Linked DNA regions of Homo sapiens: regions 1 and 3 are each linked to region 2. The links are chromatin loops, found by intact Hi-C in ENCODE. Cell type or tissue: PC-3. All regions are shown on one strand.

Evidence for each region. A loop is a pair of places that touch in the nucleus more often than their neighbours do. Peaks named below come from ENCODE experiments on the same cell type or tissue, not always from the same donor. Only the 100,000 strongest peaks of a DNase experiment are listed, where the experiment ranks them.
Region 1: it touches region 2 in a loop (8-fold over the local background); 8 of 110 quality-filtered maps call a loop at or near these places.
Region 3: a loop joins it to region 2, with 4 times the contacts of the local background. A loop is called at or near these places in 13 of 110 quality-filtered maps.

What each region holds. Positions count from the first base shown.
Region 1 is chr14:55,352,449-55,360,448 of GRCh38, reverse strand. FBXO34 (F-box protein 34) reads right to left here. Exons shown (of 2, transcript NM_017943.4): 2 at 6,838-8,000. The coding sequence ends at 7,923. Among named protein-coding and RNA genes, the nearest start is that of ATG14, 55 kb to the left of the region's middle. RefSeq lists an enhancer at 5,817-5,906. In PC-3, CTCF peaks have their summits at 5,654 (motif pointing right) and 6,406; DNase peaks (open chromatin) are centred at 3,348, 5,668 and 6,188; H3K27ac peaks cover 6,231 bases.
Region 2 is chr14:55,426,516-55,434,515 of GRCh38, reverse strand. It overlaps TBPL2 (TATA-box binding protein like 2), which reads left to right. Exons shown (of 7, transcript NM_199047.3): 4 at 795-886; 5 at 5,542-5,709. It also overlaps a transcript of FBXO34 not described here. Among named protein-coding and RNA genes, the nearest start is that of TBPL2, 10 kb to the left of the region's middle. In PC-3, a CTCF peak has its summit at 4,188 (motif pointing right); DNase peaks (open chromatin) are centred at 4,205 and 6,905; H3K4me3 peaks cover 527 bases; H3K27ac peaks cover 2,284 bases.
Region 3 is chr14:55,085,878-55,093,877 of GRCh38, reverse strand. LOC124903318 (a long non-coding RNA gene) reads left to right here. Exons shown (of 3, transcript XR_007064178.1): 3 at 6,871-8,000. Among named protein-coding and RNA genes, the nearest start is that of MAPK1IP1L, 38 kb to the right of the region's middle. In PC-3, a CTCF peak has its summit at 4,147 (motif pointing left); a DNase peak (open chromatin) is centred at 4,157; H3K4me3 peaks cover 419 bases.

The sequences.
Region 1 (8,000 bases), 74 kb after region 2:
TGCTGCAATCTCATAATAAAACTTGAATGGATAAGGAGTTGCTTCTTATGGATGAGCAAAAGAAAGTGTTTCTTTTGGCTGGGCGTGGTGGCTCATGCCTGTCATCCCAGCACTTTGGGAGGCCGAGGCGGGCAGATCACCTGAGATCAGGAGTTCAAGACCAGCCTGGCCAACATGGTAAAACCCCGTCTCTACTAAAAATACAAAAATTAGCCAGGCATGGTGGTGCGCACCTGTAGTCCCAGCTACTTGGGAGGCTGAGGCAAGAGAATCTCTTGAACCCAGGAGGTGGAGGCTGCAGTGAGCTGAGATCGCACCACTGCACTCCAGCCTGGGAGACAGAGCGAGACTCCAACTCAAAAAAAAAAATTATTTTTTTCCTCACTCTCATCCAGGCTGGAGTGCAGTAGCAATGATCATGGCTCACTGCAGCCTCGACGTCCTGGGCCCAAGTGATCCTCTCACCTCAGCGCCTCAACTAGTTGGGACTATTGGCATACACTACCACACCATTTTTTTTTTTTTTTTTTTTGTAGGCACAAGGTCTCCCTATGTTGCCCAGCCTGGTCTTGAACTCCTGGGCTCAAGCAGCCCTCCCACCGTGGCCTCCCAAAGTGCTGAGATTACTGGCAGAAACTGAAATGAAATCTATTCCTGATAAAGATGCTACAAACATCATTGAAATGACAACAGAGAGGTTTGAGATTTTGAAGTAAGTTATAATGGGGGTAAAATGCTATCAAACAGCATCACATGCTACAGAGAAATCTTTCGTGAAAGGAAGAGTTAATCGATACAGCAAACTTCATTGTTGTCTTAAATTGCCATAGCCACCCAACCTTCTGCAGCCACCAACTCTGATCAGTCGTCAGCTATCAATATTGAGGCAAACCATACACCAGCAAAGATTATGACTCACAGCTGATTGTTAGCATGTTTTAAGCAATAAAGCATTCCTTAATGTACATTGTTTTTTAGACATAATGCTATTGTACACTTAGTACAGTATCACATAAACATAACTTGTATATGCACCAGAAAATTCATGACTTGCTTTATTGCAGTGGTCTGGAACTGTTGGATGGAACGAATTTTATCTAGAGCCTGGTGAACAGCTTCCCAGGTGTGCATTTAGGGCCTCCTAGGGATCATCAAGTTTTAGGAAATAGGTTTCCTTCTTCCACAGGCATGGAGAAGGAAGGAAATTTTGCACTGGCCTTTGGGAAGCTGAAGAAGAGCTGGGGGGAGGCTTGTTCTGACAAAATAGTGACTCTCTCCCTGCTTGAAATGTCCCACAGAAGGCTGTTTCTGGTTCACATTTGCCCCTCTAGGTCCACTCCCTCCCCTTCATCCTGCTCACTGCCAGAGAGACTATGCTGGGAGTGGTGCATCGGTGGTCTCCAGGCCCTTTGAGGCTCAAGGTGTTCATTCCCTGGCTCCTTCCCTGCCATGTCTTTGTTCCTTCCTCCCTCCTTCCCATCCCAGCAACCACCCTCCTCCTTCCACCAGACCTGGGAACCATCATCCCAACCACAATCACCCCGTGGTTCTATTACACGTGTCAGTAGTTCTCAACCCCACCTGCAACTGGAATCACCTGGGAGCTCCCACCCCCAGTGGTTGATTTAATAGGTCTAGGGTGTGCCCTGAGCATTGAGAATTTTAAAAGCTCCACAGTTGATTCTAATGTGCAGCCACTACCCTGCCCACTACTACCCCACCCACTACTACCCCCAACCAGGCAGCTGGGGCCTCTGCACCAGCTCCTGCACATTAGTAGGGCCAATCCTTTGGCCTTCCTGCCCTGCGCCTCTTCATGGGCAAGGAGTTTGAAGGATCAAGGGGGCAGGCACTGTTCCAGAATCTTTGTTCTCCTTATAAACCATTACCTAGGTTCCCAGAACCTCAGGACCTCCAGCCCTTCCCCAGCTTTGTCCTCCAGACAGATCCCTTCGTCCTGAGAAGTGGCTGAGGCGTGGCTCAGTACAGAGGGTGGGAGGATGCTGGAGGGGATGTGCTGCAGGAGGGCTCTCTGTGTTCCTGCCATGGGCCCTGCAAATACTGGGAAGGGCTTGTCCCTATATCTACACCCTTATAATAAATCCTTGAATTTACTCATTTCAAGTGTGCAGCAGTTTCCTTTCAAGACCCTGCATGGAGCACAGACTTAGAAATCTGAGGGGCCTAAAGCCAAGACCACTGGCCGTGGAAAAGGAAAAGTTCACGAGAGGTCCCAGCTTAGGCACTAGGGCAGCCAAGTCATCTCTGCTTAGGAGAGAAAATAAGGGCTGGTAGAGAAAGGGTATTGCTCAAGACAGGCCACACACCCTGTAGCAGAATCATGCTGCGTTGTCTGTATAGGGGAGGATTGGTGAGGAAGGGCAGAGTGAAGGCCAACAGTTCGGTCCCAGAATAGGGAAGGGTGGGTGGGCCAGGCCTGGCTCCAACCCTACCCTTGAACCAGACTGCAAACACTCAAGTTATGCAAATAGATTATCCAGCCTCACAGTGGAGAGGGAACAGATACAATTAAATACAACCTTGCTTTCCATTTTACTCATGTTTGGCAACTAATTGATTTTTTATTTTTTATTTAACTAATTGATTTTTAGTTTTTTAAGAACTTTATCAACATCTTCATATTTTTTGAGACAGGGTCACCCAAGCTGCAGTGCAGTGATGCAATCATGGCTCACTGCAGCCAACTTCCTAGGCTCAAGCTGTCCTCCTGCATCAGCCTCCTGAATAGCAGGGGCTACAGGTGTGTGCCACCATGCCTCACTCATTTATTTTTTGTACAACGACAGAGTCTCACTTTCCTACCCAGCCTGGTCTCAAACTCCTGAGCTTAATGATTTTTCCACCTTGGCCTCCTAAAGTGCTCGGATTACAGGCATGAGCCCTTCATACTTCTTAATAAACAGATCTGAGACTTCAGTACCAGTATGTAAAGGAAAAGTCCACCTTAATTCAAAAAGAATGAGAGGGGGGTCCCAAAAGGAGTTTGTTCTGAGGCCTGTTCTCTGCTCACTGAAGGATGCTTGGCTGAGGGGGCCTCTGGGAGAAAGGGTAAAAGGTTTTGTTCTGCTTTGCAGATAGAGGAACATCACCTCTTACATGGGCTGCTGCCACATAAGGGACTGCCATCTCTGCTTCCATTTCAGTTCTTCCCAGACACTGGCTCTGCTCCCCTAAAACTGTTAAGGTCAAACCAACCACCTGGAATGGTGATGCTACCTTACTGTGCTTTTCCTCACATCAGTTTGGTATAAATGCACTGGATGTTACCCAAGGGTTTATAACCACCAATGTTTGCTCTTCCCAAGAGGTTGTGCAAACATCAGCTATGGCCACAAATGACAGGCAGGAAATGACATGTATGTCAGTTGAGACTGCACATCTCCCACACAGGTACCTTGACCAACTCACAAAGATTGCAACACTAGCTTTTTTGAGGAAAAACGGGGATAAAAGCAATCAGATTCCCAGCCTGGGCAACGTGGCAAAACTGTCTCCACAAAAAAATACAAAAATTAGCCAGGCATAGTGACATGCAGCTGTAGTTGCAGCTACTCGGAAGACTGAGGCAGGAGAATCACTTGAGCCCAAGAGGTTGAAGCTGCAATGAGTCGAGATCATGCCACTGCACTCCAGCCTAAGCGAGAGACCCCCATCTCAAAAAAACAGAAACAGCCAGGCACGGTGGCTCACGCCTGTAATCCCAGCACTTTGGGAGGCTGAGGTGGGCAGATCACAAGGTCAGGAGTTCAAGACCAGCCTGGCCAATATGGTGAAACCCCATCTCTAGTAAAAATAAAAAAATAAAAAAATCAGCTGGGCCCACGTGGTGGCGCATGCCTGTAGTCCCAGCTACTCGGGAGGCTAAGGCAGAAGAATCACTTGAACCCAGCAGGCTGAGGTTGCAGTGAGCTGAGATCGCACCACCGCACTCCAGTCTGGGCGACAGAGCAAGACTCCATCTCAAAACAAACAAACCAACCCCAGAAACAATCAGATTCCCCAAGTGTCAGACACTGCACAGTAGAGAATGCCTTTAAACGAGGCATACCCGACATACAGCTAGATAACATCAGCTCTCATTGGTTTAGTCGGTGGTGTACACAAAAGAAGGGCTCGCAGTGTGCAGGCTAATTTCATGTTTTTGTATCAGGCTGTAGATAAAGGAGGACAAACAGCCAGTCTGCTGAGTGAAGAAGGAACGGAGCTATGGAAAATACCTGGGAACACTCACATAAAAACAGTGCCCCAAGCTGGTCCAAAAAGGTTGGCACGAAGGTACTGACAAGTCCAAGTTAGAAGCGGTGATTGGACAAAGCCCAGGAAGGGAACCTCTAGGTCATAACATAACCACCGGCTCAGAGCCTGCTGCTAGGGGAGCTACTACTGGTGCTAACAGAACTGAGGTTATACCAGATGCACAATGAGAGGTACCGAGCAAACCCCACATAGCTGCAGTGGGAGTTTCCACCAAGGATGCTCCCATGAGACCAGCTATGGCCAGAGGACAAGGTCCTCCAAGACCCCTTTACCTCCCTGTCAGGTTTCTCATACTAAACAGAAAATTATGGTATGGCCCAGAGCAGTCAGGTCCTGGAGGCACTCCTCACATTAAAATGGTCACTCGAGAGGAATGCACACATTTTACAGAGTGTGTTGTGTGAGGCACTGTGGGCGATGCCCTCTGAGTTGAGTGCAGTGGGTGGGCAAGCTCCACAGTGGTCCCTCGGTATCTGCAGATGCTCAAGTCTCTGATGGAAAATGGCTTAGTATTTGCATATAACCAATGCATAGCCTCCCATCTACTTTAAATCACCTCTAGATTGCTTATAATACCTAATGTAAACAGTTGTTATGCTTGTATTGTTTAGGGAATAATGACAAGAAAAAAAGTGTGTATGTTCAGTACAAACACAATGTTTTTTTCTGAGTATTTTAAATCTGAGGCTGGTTGAATCTGCGATGCAGAACCTACAGATGGGGAGGGCCAAAGATACGGTGACAGACAAGAAGAGGGGCATGTGGTGGCAGATGTGCAGAGGGCGCTGAAAGGCACCCAGCCAAGCAGGGGCATAGGGTTGGGTTCCAAAAGAGGTATCTCCTAAGCACAGAGCCACCAACGTGCTTAGGGTTTGAACAGTCCTCTCGTATGTCTGTTTTAACCTGGAGTCATTTAAGAGAGCCTAAAAAAGCAAATGTTACTCTTACCTGAGCCCCTCCTTAGCTTTCAATTCACTCCTTCCTTGGGTCTGGACCATCCACTGGGCAGGGGAGAGGTGAACCACTCCAGGAATAGGAGCAGCAGCTCCCTGACTCCTCCTCTAGTTTCCCTGGTTCTGGTTTTTGCTTCAGATGATCAAGTAAGGGCTTGAAGTAGGAGGTAGGAGAGAAAAAAACTAAGCCAGGTGTACTGAGTCCCTGAAGAAAAGCTGAGGGGGGAGGTTTTCTCTTTTTTGGTGGGGGCAGGGGTGCAGTGGGGAGAGGCTAGGGTGCTGGTGCCCACACTGACACACTATCATGTCCTTTCTTGAATTCTGTGATCCTACAGCAATGCAGGAAAGCAGGTAGTGCGGCACACTACTGGAGACATTTTAAAAGCCTGCTGTTTTCACCAGCTTGGCACTAGGGGGCCCTGAAGAACAGCATCTTTCACCTAAGAGGAAAGCTACACTTGCCTAGAAATGAAGCCCTGGGAGGGGGTGTCCTCTGATGCCACCTGCTAATCCTCCACCTTTCATGCAGACAGCACCGGGAACCAGGTCCTGCCACATAGTTCAAAACAGATAACCGGCGATTTCTGAGGGACCCAAGTACTGCATGCCAACTGGGGCTGGGACATACTTACTGTGCCCTCTGCTCTTGGTCACTTTAACCCCTCACGCAGTCACAGCTTTGTGTCCCACATGAAAACCAGATCAAGAGTGGCTGATCTGTGAAAACCAACCAAGAGAGTTGTTTATCCAGTGTCCAGGCTGGGCCAGTGTAGAGCCATAGTCAATGTCAGCCATAGCTGACGTCTACAGGCAAGCTGTACTCTAGGTCCTTTATGTTGATCTCCTTTAAACCTAAATTATGAATCATAACAAACCAATTAAGAAGGCACTACTGAGATGGCCAGTTTACAGCAAATACAAGGGGAGTAGGACAAACACTGGAAACCTCAACCAAGGGGACAGCTAGGATTTAGAAGCATTTTCCAACATGCCTCACCTGGGTGAGTCATAAGGAAAAACACTCTTGAAGGAAAAGCTATTCTCAGCCTCCTCTTGATCCCGTGTCACAGACAAATCTGATGAGCCTGGAGGCTGCAGCCTACCATGTCACCAAGCACATCAGCCCAGCACAGCGCCTCCCCTAGAGCACGTACCATCCTTCTCCACAGCCTGCAGCCGACACTGGTCTCAAGGCTTTTTGGTGGGTACTCGATTTCAAGCCAGCCTAGTTTTTAGATCTTCCACCCACAGCAGCTTTCTGGGGTCCAACACCTCCCAACCCCACCAAGCACTAAGCAGCTACAGGCTTGAATAGATCCTTAGTGACTCCCAAATGATGACGCCTAGATAAGCTGTAAGAATCTCCTAGATAATACGTCACTCGAACAGGAAATACAATGGTTGTGAACAGACAACAAACGGAAGAACTGACAGGTTGCAAAAATTTAAACTTCAATGTTAAGTGAAGATGGCCTCTTCCGTGGCAGAAAAAAACACTTTATCTCCAACAATTCAAAACAATTTAAAAAATTCTTATGATTCAATTCACAAGAACCTTCTTCAACATTGTATCAAAACAGGAGAAAAAATCTTTGCAAAACTTGGGTTCCATTTAAGATGCATGTTTTTATTTAAGTTTTAAAAAATTTTGTAACCAGACAGGATAAAGTAGACAAGAATGTTATTATCTAACTATATAATATTTTCTCAATCTTGTGGATCACTAAAATATAACAAAGGATTGTTTTCTATGCTAATTTTCAGGTTGTCCAGTTAAACCATTATTTGGTATCCTTTGAGCAGGTTAGCCTTTCAACTATTTAGAGTTTCTTCTCAGAAACATTCATATATTATACAGGAAACATTCATAGTTTATTTGGGAAACATTCATATTTTATACAAGATGTACAAATTTAAGACTAGACAATTAAAAAAAAAAAACACAAAATTATAGCCGCAACACTATCCTAGCTGCATTGTGGTGATTATATTGTTCCGTTAGCTGTCCATTATATACAACTGGATTTTAATCGTGCTATTCACAGAGGGGCCAAAGCACTCATCTAAAGGTAAAGGCGCTCAGGTTTAACGTGCACTTTCATAGCCCCATGAAAACACAACCATTATATACACTGTAAACACCACAGGGCATGAAATCCACCTCCAGCCACAAACATCAATCTCACAGGATCAAGCATACGAGGTCTAAGGTGGGGTGCCTGACTTTTCTTTTTAAGAATACTTTTCATCTAAAAGTCCTGCTATTCTTTTCACAGGACAATATTCACTTATTTCAAATATGTTGCCAGTGCTCAAAACATTTCTGGAACCCATTTTTGAGGACTACCTGCAGCATCTGCAGTGAACTCTTCTGAATGTCCTGGATGGTGGTGAGTCTTCATCCTTTGAGGATGGGTTTGATTTAGGAAAACAGGCAGTTATTCACAGCCAACTGAATCCAACTGTGGGATACCACCCGGGTTCAAACATGAGATGCCACTATAAACAACAAGACCAATTTTTTTGTACAGCTCGTAAATTTAGAGTTTAGAAAATGCCTGAGCAATGCAGTCCTGATGATGTACAGATTCTTCTAGAGTGATGACTCAGGGGGCTACGCTCATTTGAACGGTGTATCTAGGTGTTTTGCAGCTTTAGAAACCGGTCCTTTTGTTGCCTCTCACATGGACTTTAGTATTCCTCTTCAGCTTCAGTCCCTTTTGCTTTCTTATGGATTGCCCGATTAAAGCTGTGGCAGGCAGGAACCCA
Region 2 (8,000 bases):
AACTTGTGCTTGACACCCAGAGAAATTCTGGCTTGGCCCTTAAGCTAGCACCCACCCCAGTTTCCTTCCTAGCTTAACCGGGGAGAGGAGTTGGGGTGAAGAGACTATCTGTGTAGGAGCAGGCCATTTGATGACACGTCCATGTGGCAGGCCAGAGGTTCCCTACCCTCACGAGTGTCAGCCTCACCTGCAGGGCTTGCTGATGCTGCTGGTCTTGAATGACACTTTGAGAACTATAAGAGGCAAGAACCTTGACATCAACTTTCTGTCATTCATCTTTAGCATGCCTATCATACAGACTCTTCTGCATTTTGGTCATTTTTCAGTACATTCTGAAGTCTTGGTGAGCCTTTAACATACTTATTTTTTTCCCAAAAGATTCTTCAAAAGAAAAAGGAAGTGTGTCAAAGTAAAAAGCAGAGAATCTGATTAGTGTGGGTTTTGAATCTTAACTTTACCACTTCCTGTGTAATATTGGAGGTTATATTGCTACTTGTTTTCCCTGAGCACTAAATGAGGATAATAAACACAAGTTCATCCTATCATGAGAATAAATAGGAACTGAAACATAACAGGCATTCAAATTTAAGAGTTACTGATATTATTTTTACCTGTTAATAAGTACATTTTAGAATCATCATTATTTTTGTTAACCTTAATGTAGGGAGAAAAGACCCAGACATTTAGTTTTCCCATCCAATCTGTTTGAGATTTTCATATTCAGCTCGGCTTTTTCAACTGGGATAATGTTAACTCCTAGCAGAGGCTAATTCTCTTTTGGTTTCTGGGTATAGAGGTTTGCTGCTGTCATAATGAGGATCCGAGAGCCCAGGACAACAGCCCTTATATTTAGCTCTGGGAAGATGGTCTGCACGGGAGCCAAAAGGTATGAGGAATCATCCCTCCACCCCTACCAGAGAAACAATTTAGTATGTAAAACAAGGAAGCATAGAATTAATGTGCTAAAGCACATAGTAGAAGCAAAATGCCTTTCTTTGCTGAAGACTTTATTCAATGAAATGCCACATTTTGGGTTAAAAACACTCCTATAAATACTGACTTGGGCCAGGCATGGTGGCTCACATCTGTAATCCCAGCACTTTGGGAGGCCTAAGCAGGAGGATCGCTTGAGCCCAGGAGTTTGAGACCAGCCTGGGCAACACAGTGAGACTCCATCTCTGTTAAAAAAAAAAAAAAAAAAAAAAAGAGAAATCTAAAAAGTAGCTGGATGTGGTGGTGCATGCCTCTAGTCCTAGCTACTTGGGAAGCTGAGGTGGGAGGATCACCTGAGCCCATGAGTTTGAGGCTGCAATGAGCTATGATCATACCACTGCAGTCCAGTCTGAGTTACAGAGCAAGACCCTGTCTCTATTAAAAAAAATAATAAAATACTGACATATCCCCATTTTACAGTTTCCCCTATTAAACCGAGGGGACTTAACTGCGCTGCTACAACTTGTTTCTAAGGTGAATTTTTTTTAAGTTACAGTAATGATGAAGTGTGTTATAAGTCTGGGGAAGTAGTTATTGTGGATTTTCCTCATTGCAGATAAATGGATAGAACTTTCTAAAGGAGCTCAATTAGACATTCCTTGAGCATTAGCTTGCATTAGCTCAGGAGGCATCCCTTAAAAATCTCATCTCTCCTGGATCTCACGCAGAGGAAGCCCTGTGTTGATGGGTATTCTTTCACCATAACTCTGTAGTGGCAGAGCCTGTTTTCTCCTGTAGGTGTTAAAAGATAAGAAGCAAATTCTCCTCCTGAAAAGTTGTGCCAATTTCTCGCTCTATAAATGTACTAAGTGTTCATTTTATCCTGTGGACACTGGGTGTCGATATTCTTTTTATATTTGCTAAATTGATTGACAAAAAGTTACATTGTTTTACATTTCTTTGATTTACTAGTGAGATTAAATAACTTTTTAGAAGTGCAGAAATTGCTATGTCATTTGCTCAGTTATCTATGGAGAGATTTATCTTTTGTTTTTGTTTTGTTAACTATTTTCACCATTTTATACTGTAAATATTTTTTCTCAGATTACTGTTTATGGTATTTTATGGTGTTTTTTTTGTTGTTTGTTTATTTGTTGTTTTTTTTTTTCTGAGACACGGTCTCACTGTGTTATCCAGGATGGAGTGCAGTGGTGTGATCTGGGCTCACTGCAACCTCCACCTCCCGGGCTGGAGCCATCCTTCCAGCTCGGCCTCTTAAGTAGCTGGGACCACAGGTATGCACCACCAGGCCTGGCTAATTTTTTTTTTTTTTTTTTGTAGAGACGGGGGTTTCCCCATATTGCCCAGGCTGGTCTCGAACTCCTGGGCTCAAGTAGTCCTCCCACCTTGGTCTCCCAAAGTGCTGGGATTACAGGCGTGAGCTACTACATCTGGCCTATGGTGGGTTTTTTAAAAAACACAAATTTTGAAGGGTATACTCATTTTATCCCATTTTTTTCTTTGTTTTCTACATTTGGCTTTGCCCTTAAGGCATTTGTGCACAGTATTATACAAATATTGACTTTCATATATTTTTTGGTCTTTTTCAGGTCCTGCTTTGTGATAGGAAAAGGATAGCTGGTATTTTGATTCACTTAGAGCTTTCTCTAGATGGAAATGTTCTATATCTGCACTGTTTAATGCAATGATATAGCCACTAGTCAGATGTGGCTACTGAGCACTTGAAATACAGCTAATACAACTGAGGGACTGAATTTATATTAATTGGACAGAGCAGATCTAGAATTTTGTTTCAATGTAAGATAATTATTTTTCCCAAATGATCAGTCGGTACTCAGATACATTTATTGAAGGATCCATTGTTACTACATTTCCCCCAATCTGTTTTTACATATTAAGTTCTTCACATGTGTCTGAGTACATTGCTGGACTTTCTCTTATGTTGATCCCAGGAATCTCCATTTTAAAGTGATTATTGGACAGTTGTGCAAGATGTCTGTAATAATGTTCATTTCAGCAATAGAACAGGGAAAACCTAATTAATAATAGGGTTTCAATTTGAAGTCATAAAGTAAAATTGTATTAGCCATATAGTACACATACTGAGCTGAAAGGATGGTCACATTGTATTAAGTTGGATTGCAGAGGGAGAAGTAAGCAGCTAAATGGTGTTTGTTATCCAACTTTCATTGTAAAATATGCTCATGTTACACATATTACACACATTCATGAGTGTCTTTTCTTATCTGAATTTATTCCTAAAATCTGATAGTGAAAGTTTGGATAATGAGTTCAGATAATAAGAGATACTTTTTATCCAAATATATTTGGTTTTGAAGTTTTGGATAGTGAGTTGTGAGAATTTAGTTAATAAGAGGTGCCAGTATTATCTCCACATTTTATCCAAACCTATTCTCTTTTGTTGTAACAGCAAGAGTATGAGGGATACCTGTGTTTGCGTAGGAAAAGTGCAGAAGATCAAATTTAGGTAGTTAACACCAGTATGGGTGAGATTTTAAGATTTTTAAACTACTTTCTAATGTTTGTACAATGAACATGTATATAGACTTTCAACTATTAGTTGTTTCAATAGAAACTTCTGTGTCCTTAGAATATCACAGCTGATATCCCAAGAAACTACAGGACTATGCAAACTTGAACAAATTTGAACTTATTTACATTACGGGAAATGTAATAGATTAGTTAGGCAAAATGTAGTTCAAAATGGAAACAGTTTATTTTACTGCTAACCTGGGGACATGGCCTTGCTAAGGACATTTCAAGAGTGAGAAGTGGGTGAAGAGAGCCAAGGGCAGTGCTGTGCAGCTGTAGTCAATCTAGTGAGTAGATACCAGATCAACAGATGGCCATGTGCAGTGGCTCACACCTGTAACCTCAGTACTTGGGGAGGCTGAGGTTGGGAGGGTCACTTGAGTCCTGGAGTTTGAGCCCAGCCTGGGCAAGACAGCAAGACCCTGTCTCTATAAAAATTTAGGCAGGTGTGGTGGTGCATGCCCCTGCAGGCTACTTAGGAGGCTGAGGCAGGAGGATCACTTAAGGCCAGAAGTTCAAGGCTGCAGTGAGCTATGATCATGCCACTGCACTCCAGCCTGGGTAACAGAGCAAAAACCCAATCTCTTTTTTTTTTTTTTTTTTTTTTTTTAAAGTGGGTGAGGAGAATCAACATTAAATGAGGTGACACATGTATGTAGTAACGAATACCCAAGAGGGGGCAGTGTTGGTGAAGGATCTGGATAAGAGAATCAAACACTTGCTTTAGTCCAGGCAAACAAGTTCAAACTGGCTTTTCTTTCAGGTGTTTCTGATTTACAGCCTAAAAATAGGGCCAAACCCATGAGGGGGGTGGAATTCACCTGATTCACCCTGCAGGTGTTGCTACCTACTGTTTTGTTTTGTCACTAACAGTTGAAAAATACCTAAGGAGAAATGAAGCCTCACCTCTCAGGACTCCACAGGCTCTGCTATGAATTTAGGGGTGCAGCAGGACAGACACTTAAAGGACATAGCCACAGAGTAGGACAAATTCCTGTCCTTCTTGTGTTGAGTTTGAATTGAATTGAAGATTGGGTGAGAAAGCCGAGCAAAACAAGGGGGGTTTTGAGGTATTTTCATGTGGTTGTTTTGGACAGTGTGTCCAATAAAGACTCAAGAACTGATACCTTGTCTGTGCCACTCAATCAGCACATATCTTACCTCCTTATATGCGATTTTTTTTTGTATGCATGTGTCCTTATTTTTTCTTGTTGTTTTCTTTTTTTTTTTTTTTTTTTTTTTGAGACGGAGTTTCACTCTTGTTGCCTAGGCTGGAGTGCAATGGCGCGATCTCAGCTCACTGCAACCTCTGCCTCCCAGGTTCAAGTGATTCTCCTGCCTCAGCCTCCTGAGTAGCTGGGATTACAGGTGCCCGCCACCATGTCCAGCTAATTTTTTTGTATTTTTAGTAGAGACAGCGTTTCATCATGTTGGCCAGGCCGGTCTCGAGCTACTGTCCTCAGGTGAGCTGCCTGCCTCAGCCTCCCAAAGTGCTGGGATTACAGGCGTGAGCCACTGTGCCCAGCCATTGTTCTCTTCTAAATGGGACATACTTTGAGACTGGATGAATGGTTCCCAAACTGCAGTGAGCAGCACAGTTACCTAGAGGGCTTGTTAAAAGACAGATTGCTCGGCCCCACCCCCAGAGTTTCTGCATGTCTGAGGTGGAACCTGGGACTTTGCATTTCTAACAAGTTCCCAGGTGAAGCTGCTGGTCTGGGGACACACTTTGCGAATCCTTGGAATCGTTTTAGCAAATAACACCCAAGTAAAAGTAAAAGTACTTCATATATGAAAGGTGACAAATGAAGACAAAAATTTATGATTCTGTTCAACAGCTGTACAATTTTACAAGACCTTTTATAAGGTGCTAGGGACGAAAGTATGGGAAGTAAGTCCTCCTCACAAAGCCTACAGCTTCATAGTATACATTGAAAGATAAACGTGGTACAAATGGTAACAATCCAATACAACACCAGTAGTTGAGAGGATGTAGCGATTAAGACATCTTTAAACATATTTGCCCCTCCCCAGTGAAGAGCAGTCTCGACTTGCAGCAAGAAAATATGCTCGTGTGGTGCAGAAGCTTGGGTTCCCTGCCAGATTCCTCGATTTTAAAATTCAGAACATGGTTGGAAGCTGTGATGTGAGATTTCCCATCAGGCTGGAAGGTTTGGTGCTAACCCATCAGCAGTTCAGTAGGTATGACGGTTATATAGCTTGAACTTTGAATTTACCAAGATATTTAAGTTACATTATGGGTTGCTTACGTAAAGTATCTTTCAGAGAAATTGTGATTAAAAAAAAAAAGGCGGGGGACACAATAGTGAAAAGATTAAGATGCTATGCCTGAGTTCTCATAGGTTACCACATGTGCCCAGTCTTTTGAAACCATGGTTCTTAAACTTACATTGCTTAGCAATCACTTAGCTTATTAAAGCACACATCTCTGGCTGGGTTTCTTCACCAGAGATTTTGCTAGAATTTGTGTTTCTAAAAAGCTCAAAGGTGATGACAGTGCTACTGGTCAGAGGCCCACACATTGAGATCCAGTAATCTACAGATTTGTAAGCATACAAACGTAGCTTGGCAATGACACTGGCAAGATAAGGCATGTGTTGGGAGGCCGAGGCAGGCGGATCACGAGGTCAGGAGATCGAGACCATCCTGGCTAACACGGTGAAACCCTGTCTCTACTAAAAATACAAAAAATTAGCCGGGCGTGGCAGCGGGCGCCTGTAGTCCCAGCTACTCGGGAGGCTGAGGCAGAAGAATGGCCAGAACCCAGGAGGTGGAGCTTGCAGTGAGCCGACCTCGCGCCACTGGACTCCAGCCTGGGCGACAGAGCGAGACTCCGTCTCAAAAAAAAAAAAAAAAAAAAAAAAAAAAGATAAGGCATGTGAAATGGACTAGGCCGGTAGGAAGGGGCTTGACAGCTGGTGAGGGGAGAATGGATTGGGGAGAAGATGAAAAAAGAATGCTGTAGCACGTTCTATGAAAGCAATCCTGGGAGGCTGAGGCAGGAGAATGGCGTGAACCCGGGAGACGGAGCTTGCAGTGAGAGATCGCGCCACTGCACTCCAGCCCGGGCCACAGCCAGACTCCGTCTCAAAAAAAAAAAAAAAAAAGCAATCCTAACTAGTTTGTCCCCTATCTGTGTGTGTGTGTGTGTGTGTATATAGCTGCAGCCCGCAACACAATGTTGCCTGTAGTATATTCCTTTTCCTAGGGAATATCTCTAGCCTTCCTGACTTCAGACTTCCCGTCTCAACAGCTAGTGCTCCTCCCCCGCCCCCAGCCGTTTTGGTGGCTCTCCCATCCCAGGCCCTCAGAGAGCAGGGATGGAGGGTGACTCATGGACACCAAACCCCTTGACTCACCAAGATATACACCTGGGCTAGGGCACTTGGCCTGGGTTAATCACAGATGCTCTTAAATTCTCTTGGCCAAGCTGGAACTGAAGTTCTTTCATTCCAACGCCTTATCTTCTCTTGGCCATCGAATGATTATCCCGTCAATAGAGTAGATAGGGATCATATTGCTGTGCTTTCCCTAACATTTGTTAGCTTTCCTTTCAGATATGATCTGAATGGAAGTTAAAAATTCCTTTTTCTTCTAAAATATTTTCATTCATTCTGAGATTCAGCTTTTATGATATGCTTATTTTTCTTTTGACATGTTTATTTTTCTCTTGATTATGTTTTCTTTTTTCTTCAGTTTTTTCACTGTATGCTATTGAATGCCTAAATATACCCCATTTTTTAAAAATCTGAGCTCCCTATAAAGTCCTCCCATTCCCCCATGTAAGACATGTTGCCTCTTTAGGTATCTTTCTTCCTTCAATCTTGGCATAATTTGCAGATTTCCTAATAAAGCCTGTTTCTAAGAGTCTCCCAGTGCTTAAGTTGTCTTATCTTCCAGACTCTCAAGTCACGAGCCTCCAGCCTATCTTTCTCTGAATCGGCTTAGTGTACATCTGCAAGAGCTCTGCCCGAACTCTAAGGTTGTGTCTACATTAGACTTAGCATTCCCTTCTGGCCATTCAGGGCTCGAAAATGATGTGTGTGGTTCTTCCCAAGTGTCCATTCATTTCTTTTTCACCAGCATCTTCCTTGCAGAGCAGATCTAAGTCTAGAATAGGTGCCCCTTGTTATTACTACCAGCTTCTGGAAGGGTTGCCAGTAAGGCGCAGTGAGAATACATCAGACGGAGTGGGCCCATCCCTGTTCTATCTTCCTCCTGGGACAGTTTTATGATCTCAGTCATCTTTTCTTTTCTTTTCTTTTTTTTTTTTTAATCTGGCCAGGAAGCTTGCTTTGTATTCCCACAACTTTCTATTTCTAGTCTCATTCTTGCCTCCCCCTCATCCTCTCCATTCGGCTGTCAGCCTCAGGTTATGGATTACAACTCCAGAGTGTGTATTCTTGACACTGGGAACATTAAAAACACCTCTTAGAAGATTTGAATTTTTAACATGAGGCCTCTCTAATTGT
Region 3 (8,000 bases), 340 kb after region 2:
TCATGCTATATGTAGTTTTCTCCAACTTGCTTTTATCATTAACAACATAGCATAAACTTCTTTCCATGGTGGTTAATATAGAGCTGCCTCATTTCTTTTCATGGCTGTGTGATAATCCATGGTATATGATTATATATAATTTTTTTTTTTGAGACAGAATCTCACTCTGTTGCCCAAGCTGGAGGTCAGTGTTGTGATCTCAGCTCACTGCAACCTCCACCTCACGGGTTCAAGTGATTCTCCTCCTGCCTCAGCCTCCGGAGTAGTTGGGACTACAGGCGCATGCCACCATGCCCAGCTAATTTTTGTATTTTAGTAGAGACGGGGTTTCACCATGTTGGCCAGGTTGGTCTCGAACTCCTGACCTCAAGTGATCCACCTGCCTCAGCCTCCTAAGGTGCTGGGATTACAGGCGTGAGCCACCGCACCCAGCTGATTATATATAATTTAACACTTCCTGTTGCTGGATGTTTTCGTCGTTTCTCTTTTTCTCTTTGATGACAATGCTATAATGAACACCTTTGTATATGTCTTTGTGCCATCTACCTGGCTTTGAGTATTGCCACTGCAGAAAATTCCTGATGTTGGGCCCCAATTAAGCAAGCAGACTCCAAGCTATCTCTGCTGCCCCCAGGACTCCTTTAGACTCTGGCAGAACAGCAGCCTGCCTCAGTTCCCACACTATGATCCTGCACGTGTGGTTGAAGACACACCTGTGGCACAGCCTGCCAGAGTTCTGAAAACTGCCCCCTGCCCCATCATGGAGAGGTGCAAAAATTACAGACACATATCCTGTGTCCCTCTGTCCGCTGGGAGGAAGAGCGTCAACTCCTCCGAAAGCAATCTAGCTGGAGAAAGTGTGCAAGTGGATTTCTAGCAATGTTTTTCAGGATTTTTACTCTTTTGTTCGTGGGATGGGAGAGAATCAGTGAGATAGAGGATACAAGGAGCTCAAGTGGCAGTAGCAGTCCAAGCCAGCAGTGTGTATGTGTGTGTATGTGTGTATGTTTTGTGTATATATGCATGTGTGTGTATTATGTGGGTATGTGTGCATGCGTGTGTGTGTGTGTGTGTGAATGTCTACATATATGTGCGTGTGTGCGTGTGTGTATATGTGTGTACGTGTGTACGTGTGTGGGTGTATGTGTGCACATGTGTGTATATGTGTGTGTATGTGTGTTTTTTTTATGTGTATGTGTGGTGTGTAGCCATGAACAGAGACAGCCAATCCCTGAAGGAATATGTTGTACTTTTGTCCTTTAATATTTTCAAGCCTGCTGGTCCTGCAAAAAGCAGTAAGAGCTAATGAGAAGCAGGTGTACTTAGGGAAACAGGAAATCTGGTTCCATTTATGACTTCACCGCGGCCTGCCATGGAGTTTTGAGCAGCTTTAGTTTGCTGCTCCGTTTCTCATCTCTGTCTTCTCTGGAGGTGCCATCTGCACCATTAGGATGCAGGAGTTGGCTTTCTTGCTTTTCCTGAAAACAGTACTAGTGCCATTGGCTGTTAAAAGTGGGATATGGGCCAGGTGCGATGGCTCACACCTGTAATCCCAACACTTTGGGCGGCCGACATGGAAGGACTGCTTGAGCCCAGGAGTTCAAGACCAGCCTGGGCAACATAGTGCGACCTTGTGTCTACAAAAAAGTTTACAACTTAGCCAGGTGTGGTGGCATGCACCCGTAGTCCCAGCTATTCAAGAGCACAGGAGGTCGAGACTGTAGTGAGTTCTGAGCTTTGCCATTTGTGTGAGATGTTTGCTGCATCTGGCCTGCCCACTTAGAAACTGTCTTCTTCCTTACTTTCTGGACACACAGAAAGAGCATATGTTTGTAGTATTAAAGGCAGAGGATGAACTTCCTGTGTGGCAGCTCTCCTGAAATGTATTCTTGCACTCAAAATGCAATGGCAGATGTTGAGCTGCTCTCACAACCCTTCAGAAAGTCTTCGGGGAATGCTGGTGTGCTCTCTGTCAGAGCATAAGAGTAAATAAGCCTGCTGCACCTTTAAGCAGGGATGAGCTAAGTTTTGGTAGTATTAAAGTCGGCTCATGTAAAAGTAATTTGTGTAAACAAATCAGGATTTAAAACAACTTTTTATTGAAGTGTAACATATATGCATCAAAGAGCACACCTCGTCAGTGTACAGCTTCGTGAATTTTTACAAACTGAACTCATTACATAAGCCAAGAAGTAGAACACTAGCGGCACCCTAGCCAACACCCTCATTCCCCTCCCAGTTACTAGTCCTGTGGGTTATAAACACTCACCTACATTCTAAACATTTTTTTTTTTTTTTGAGATGAAGTCTTGCTCTGTCGCCCAGGCTGGAGTGCAGTGGCATGATCTCGGCTCACTGCAACCTCTGCCTCCTGGGTTCAAGCGATTCTCCTGCCTCAGCCTCCCGAGTAGCTAGGACTATTGGCACATGCCACCATGTCCGGCTAATTTTTGTATTGTTAGTAGAGATGGGGTTTTGCCATGTTGGCCAGGCTGGTCTTGAACTCCTGACCTCAGGTGATCCACCCACCTCGGCCTCCCAAAGTGTAAATTCTAAAACTTTATATTAATTTTGCCTGCTTTTGAACTTTATATATAATGTATTTGTAGAATTTATTCACATTGCACATAGATCTTGTTATTCTCATTACTATATGGCATTCCATTATATAAATATACCATGTATTTATCCATTCTATGTGGATGGAATTTGAGGTTTTCTTCAGTTTGGGCTATTACAAATTATGAACTATCTTGTACCTGTCTTTTGGTGCTCGTGTGCATGCATTTCTGTTGGCCAGATTCCTAAAAGTAGAACTTCTGTGTCACAGTGTAGGCATACAGTCAGTTGGTGGACACCGGAAATCGCAGTGTATGAGAGTTAGGAACATGTTTTTGATAGGAGAAAGAACACAAGGCTAAAATCAGGCCCCAGGCTTCTGGTCCCCTCCCAGGGTTGGCTTACAGGGAAGCCAAAGCAAACCACCTACCCTCTGTGTCTCCTCAACTGTAAATTGGAAATAATTAGTACCTGCTCTGTTCCTTGTGGGATGGGACAACCTTCCACAAAGACTCGCACTGCACAAATGTAGGCTGTCATTAAAACAGAAGCAGAGGAGGAGGGAGATTTTAATGATTAATGAGAACTAAAGAATAACTATACTTATGTGAATTCCCTCCTCCAATTAAGAATCCACAGATTAGATGAACTGCTCTGGTAGGCAGCGTTGTTTTGCCAGAGGGGCCTGCAGTATTATTCTCTCAAATCACAACACAAAGTGCAACCTTCTAAACCTGTCCTCTCTATTTTGTCACAAGATTCCTCAGCTATCTGGAGGTCTAGGGTTCCTCCCAGTTTCTTCTCTCAATCTCTAAATACCCCAACTTCCTCCTTCCCCCAGCATCAGCCTGTGTTTGCCTGATGTGGAAAAACTGGGCTCTGCCTTGTTGGACCAGATATAGCACACTAGGAAAGCCAAAGGATAAAATCATTCCATGTCTTCTTATTATTATGTTTAACTTTTTTTAAAAGATGGGGTCTCACTATGTTGCTCAGGCTGGTCTCGAACTCCTGGGCTCAAGCAATCCTCCCATCTTGGCCTCTCAAAGTGCATGGATTACAGGTGTGAGCCACTGTGCCCTGCCCTTCTTGCATTATTGAACATAAATGTTAAGTATTGCCAATGAGGTGCTTTGGTCTCACAGTGATACTAAAATTTCACAGGCGTTTATTCTATCAAAGGTTGTACTAAGCTAAATCAGAGGCTGTAAAAAATAATAATTAGGCCGAGGCAGGCGGATCAACTGCGGTCGGGAGTTTGAGACCAGCCTAGCTAACATGGAGAAACCTCGTCCGAGCTAAAATACAAAATTAGCTGGGCATGGTGGTGCATGCCTGTAATTCCAGCTACTCGGGAGGCTGAAGCAGGATAATTGCTTGAACCTGGGAGGCAGAGGTTGCAGTGAGCCAAGATTGCATCATTGCACTCCAGCCTGGGCGACAAGAGTGAAATTCCATCTCAAAAAAAAAAAAAAAAAAAAAGGTAATTAATTGAAAGTAGCATCCAAATCTCCATCCATCCTATTGGTTTCCATGTACATAGTCATACGAGTAGGAGGCAGTGCCCTCTTCTGGCCAATGCTACACTTGCATGGCTGTGGCTAAAGGATTGCCAACCCATGAGGACTGGTTTTTCACTTGCGGCAGGCTCATCTTGGGGTTATTATCAGTCTTGAGTGAATCACATTTGAGGATTCATCCTCCCCTTTCTCTTCCAAGAAGAAAAATGAAATCCGTGATGGCTAATTTTATGCGTCAACATGGCCAGGCTAGGGTGCCCAGTCATTTGGTCAAACACTAGTCTAGATGTTGCTGGGAATATACTGTTTTTTTGTTTGTTTGCTTTTTGTTTTTTTGAGACGGAGTCTCACTCTGTCGCCAGGCTGGGGTGCAGTGGCATGATCTCAGCTCATTGCAACTTCCACCTCCTGGATTCAAGCAATTCTCCTGCCTCAGCCTCCCGAGTAGCTGGGTCTACAGGCGTGTGCCATCATATCCGGCTAAATTTTTTTTTTTTTTTTTTTTTTTTTGTATTTTTAGTAGAGACGGGGTTTCACCATGTTGGCCAGGATGGTCTCGATCTCTTGACCTCGTGATCTGCCCACCTTGGCCTCCCAAAGTGCTGGGATTACAGGTGTTAGCCACCAAGTCCAGCCCATTTGTTTTTTGTTGTTGTTGTTGTTGTTTGTTTGTTTGTTTTGAGATGGAGTCTCGCTCTGTCGCCAGGCTGGAGTGCAATGGCGTGATCTCGGCTCATTGCAACCTCTGCCTTCCAGGTTCAAGAGATTCTCGTGCCTCAACCTCCTCAGTAGCTGGGACTACAGGCGCACGCCACCATGCCTAGCTAATTTTTGTATTTTTAGTAGAGACGGGGTTTCACCCCATTGGCCAGGATGGTCTGGATCTCTTGACCTCGTGATATACCTGCCTTGGCCTCCCAAAGTGCTGGGATTACAGGCATGAGCCACAGCGCCTGGCTGAAGATATTGTTTTAGATGTGATGAATATTTAAATCAGTAGACTCTGAGTAAAGCAAATTACCCTTCATAATGTGGGTTGGCTTCATCCACTAAGTTGAAGGCCTTAAGAACAAAGACTGAGGTTTCCTGGAAAAAAATCCATTCTGCCTCAAGACTGAAATATAGAAGCCCTACCTGAGTTTCCAGAGGGCAGATTTTGAATTTAAGATGGCAACACTAACTCTTCCCTGAATTTCTGGCAAGCTGGCCTGCTCTGCAGATTCCAGACTTACCAGTTTGCACAACTGGGTTAGTCAATTCCTTAAAATAAATCTGAGTGTGTGTGTGTATCCCTATGTGTTCAGTTTCTCTGGAGAACCCTAACTGATACAAAACCCAACTCCAAAACCTATTTTGTGTCAGTGACATCATATTTAAATAACTATCAAGGGACCTGATGTATAGCAGTTGACCTTCTGGGTTCCAGTTTAAGTCCCAGCCCCACCCCACTTACTAGTTTCATGAACTTTTACTTAATCATGTTTAATCTTGGTTTCTTCATTTGTGTAAGGGAGAAAATGGTAGTATTTGGCCAGGTGCAGTGGCTCACACCTGTAATCCCAACACTTTGGGAGGCTGAGGCAGGCGGATCGCTTGAGCTCAGGAATTCGAGACCTGCCTGGGCAACATGGCGAAACCCCGTCTCTACAAAAAATACAAAAATTAGCCGGGCATGGTGGCACATGCCTGTAGTCCCAGCTACTCAGGAGACTGAGACAGGAGAACCACTTGAGCCCAGGAGGTGGAGGCTGCAGTGAGCCGTTTTTGTGCTACAGCACTCCAGCCTGGGCGACAAAGTGAGACCCTGTCTCAAAAAAAGAAAAAAAAGAAAATAGTAGTATTTGCTGAATAGGCTGTTGTAAAGATTAAACAAGAAAACATATGCACTTAGAATAGTATCTCACTCAGAGTAGGTAGTCAATAAAAGTTAGTAGTTACTAAAATTATTGTGGGAAGCTGTCACAGAAGGGTAATTTACAAAGTGAGGAAAGCTAGCTAGTTTAGTTCACTTTCCTCCCCCACATTTCTCTCCCAAAACTCTCAGGTACAGAGACAGGCAGCCTCTGTTTTTCACTACAACCTATTCCTGGGGTATATTATAAATGTATATCACACATTTCTTCTAAAGTGTCCTATCTCTTCCCATAGGAATCAATCAAATTTAAAAGTTGGGTTCCAAGACTGTACTTTTAGGGATCATTTCTATAGTTTTTTTTTTTTTTTTACTAGAGAAGTTTCTCTGAAGGTGTAGAGCGAAAAAAAAAAGGGTTCCAAATTCCAAATTGAGGACAAAATCATCAACGAAAGCATTATTATGCCACAAAGGCAACTTCAGTACATCTTGGCAGTCATTTAAAACAATAAAGTTATTTTTTAAGTCTTTTTTTTTTTTTTTTTGAGACGGAGTCACTCTGTCACCCAGGCTGGAGTGCAGTGGTGTGATCTCGGTTCACAGCAAGCTCTGCCTCTTGGTAAGAGGTGAAGCCAGCTGAGCTTCTGGGTCGGGTGGGGACATGGAGAACGTTTGTGTCTAACTAAAGGATTGTAAATGCACCAATCGGCGCTCTGTGTCTAGCTAAAGGATTGTAAATGCACCAATCAGCACTCTAAAATGGACCAATCAGCACTCTGTAAAATGGACCAATCAGCAGGATGTGGGCATGGCCAAATAAGGGAATAAAAGCTGGCCACCCAAGCCGGCAGTGGCAACCCTCTCGGCTTCCCTTCCACGCTGTGGAAGCTTTGTTCTTTTCGTTCTTCACAATAAATTTTGTTGCTGCTCACCCTTTAGGTCTGCACTACCATTGTGAGCTGTTAACACTCACTGTGAAGGTCTGCAAAGGTCTGCGGCTTCACTCCTGAAGTCAGCAAGACCACAAACCCACCAGAAAGAAGAAATTCCAGACACATCTGAACATCTGAAGGAACAAACTCCGGACACACCATCTTTAAGAACTGTAACACTCACCACGAGGGTCTGTGGCTTCATTCTTGAAGTCAGCGAGACCGAGAACCCATGGGAAGGAACCAATTCTGGACGCACTGGGTTCACGCCATTCTCCTGCCTCAGCCTCCAAAGTAGCTGGGACTACAGGTGCCCGCCCACCATGCCCGGGTAATTTTTTGTATTTTTAGTACAGACGGGGTTTCACCGTGTTAGCCAGGATGGTCTCGATCTCCTGACCTCGTGATCCACCCGCCTTGGCTTCCCAAAGTGCTGGGATTACAGGTGTGAGCCACCGCGCCTGGCCTTTTTTTAAGTCTTAATATGGGATTTCCATAAAACTTAATCCGTACTCCACAATGCAACTTTTTATAATCAATAAAATTGGCAGGTTTGTTTGCTTCCTAACAATTTAGAAGGACTTTCAGAAAATTTGGCTGGTCAAAACCTATTTTTACATCTAGCCAAATGGTTATCTCTAGATGAAGGGATTTGGGTTCATTTATATTTTCTTTTTCTTTTTCTTTTTTTTTTTTGAGATGGAGTCTTGCTCTGTCACCCAGTCTGGAGTGCAGTGGCGCGATCTCGGCTCACTGCAGGCTCTGCCTCCTGGGTTCACGCCATTCTCCTGTCTCAGCCTCCCCAGCAGCTGGGACAACAGGCGCACGCCGCCACGCCCGGCTAATTTTGTTGTTGTTGTTGTTGTTGTATTTTTAGTAGAGACGGGGTTTCACCGTGTTAGCCAGGATGGTCTCAACCTCCTGACCTCGTGATCTGCCCGCCTCCACCTCCCAAAGTGCTGGGATTACAGGCGTGAGCCACCATGCCTGGCCATTTATATTTTCTTTTTTCTTTGCGTTTAATTCAGCAATGCACCAGAAGGACTGACGAGACTCACTGGTTGGCCAGGCGTGGTGACTCATATCTGAAATCCCAGTACTTCAGGAAGCCAAGGAGGGTGGATTCTTTGAGCCCAG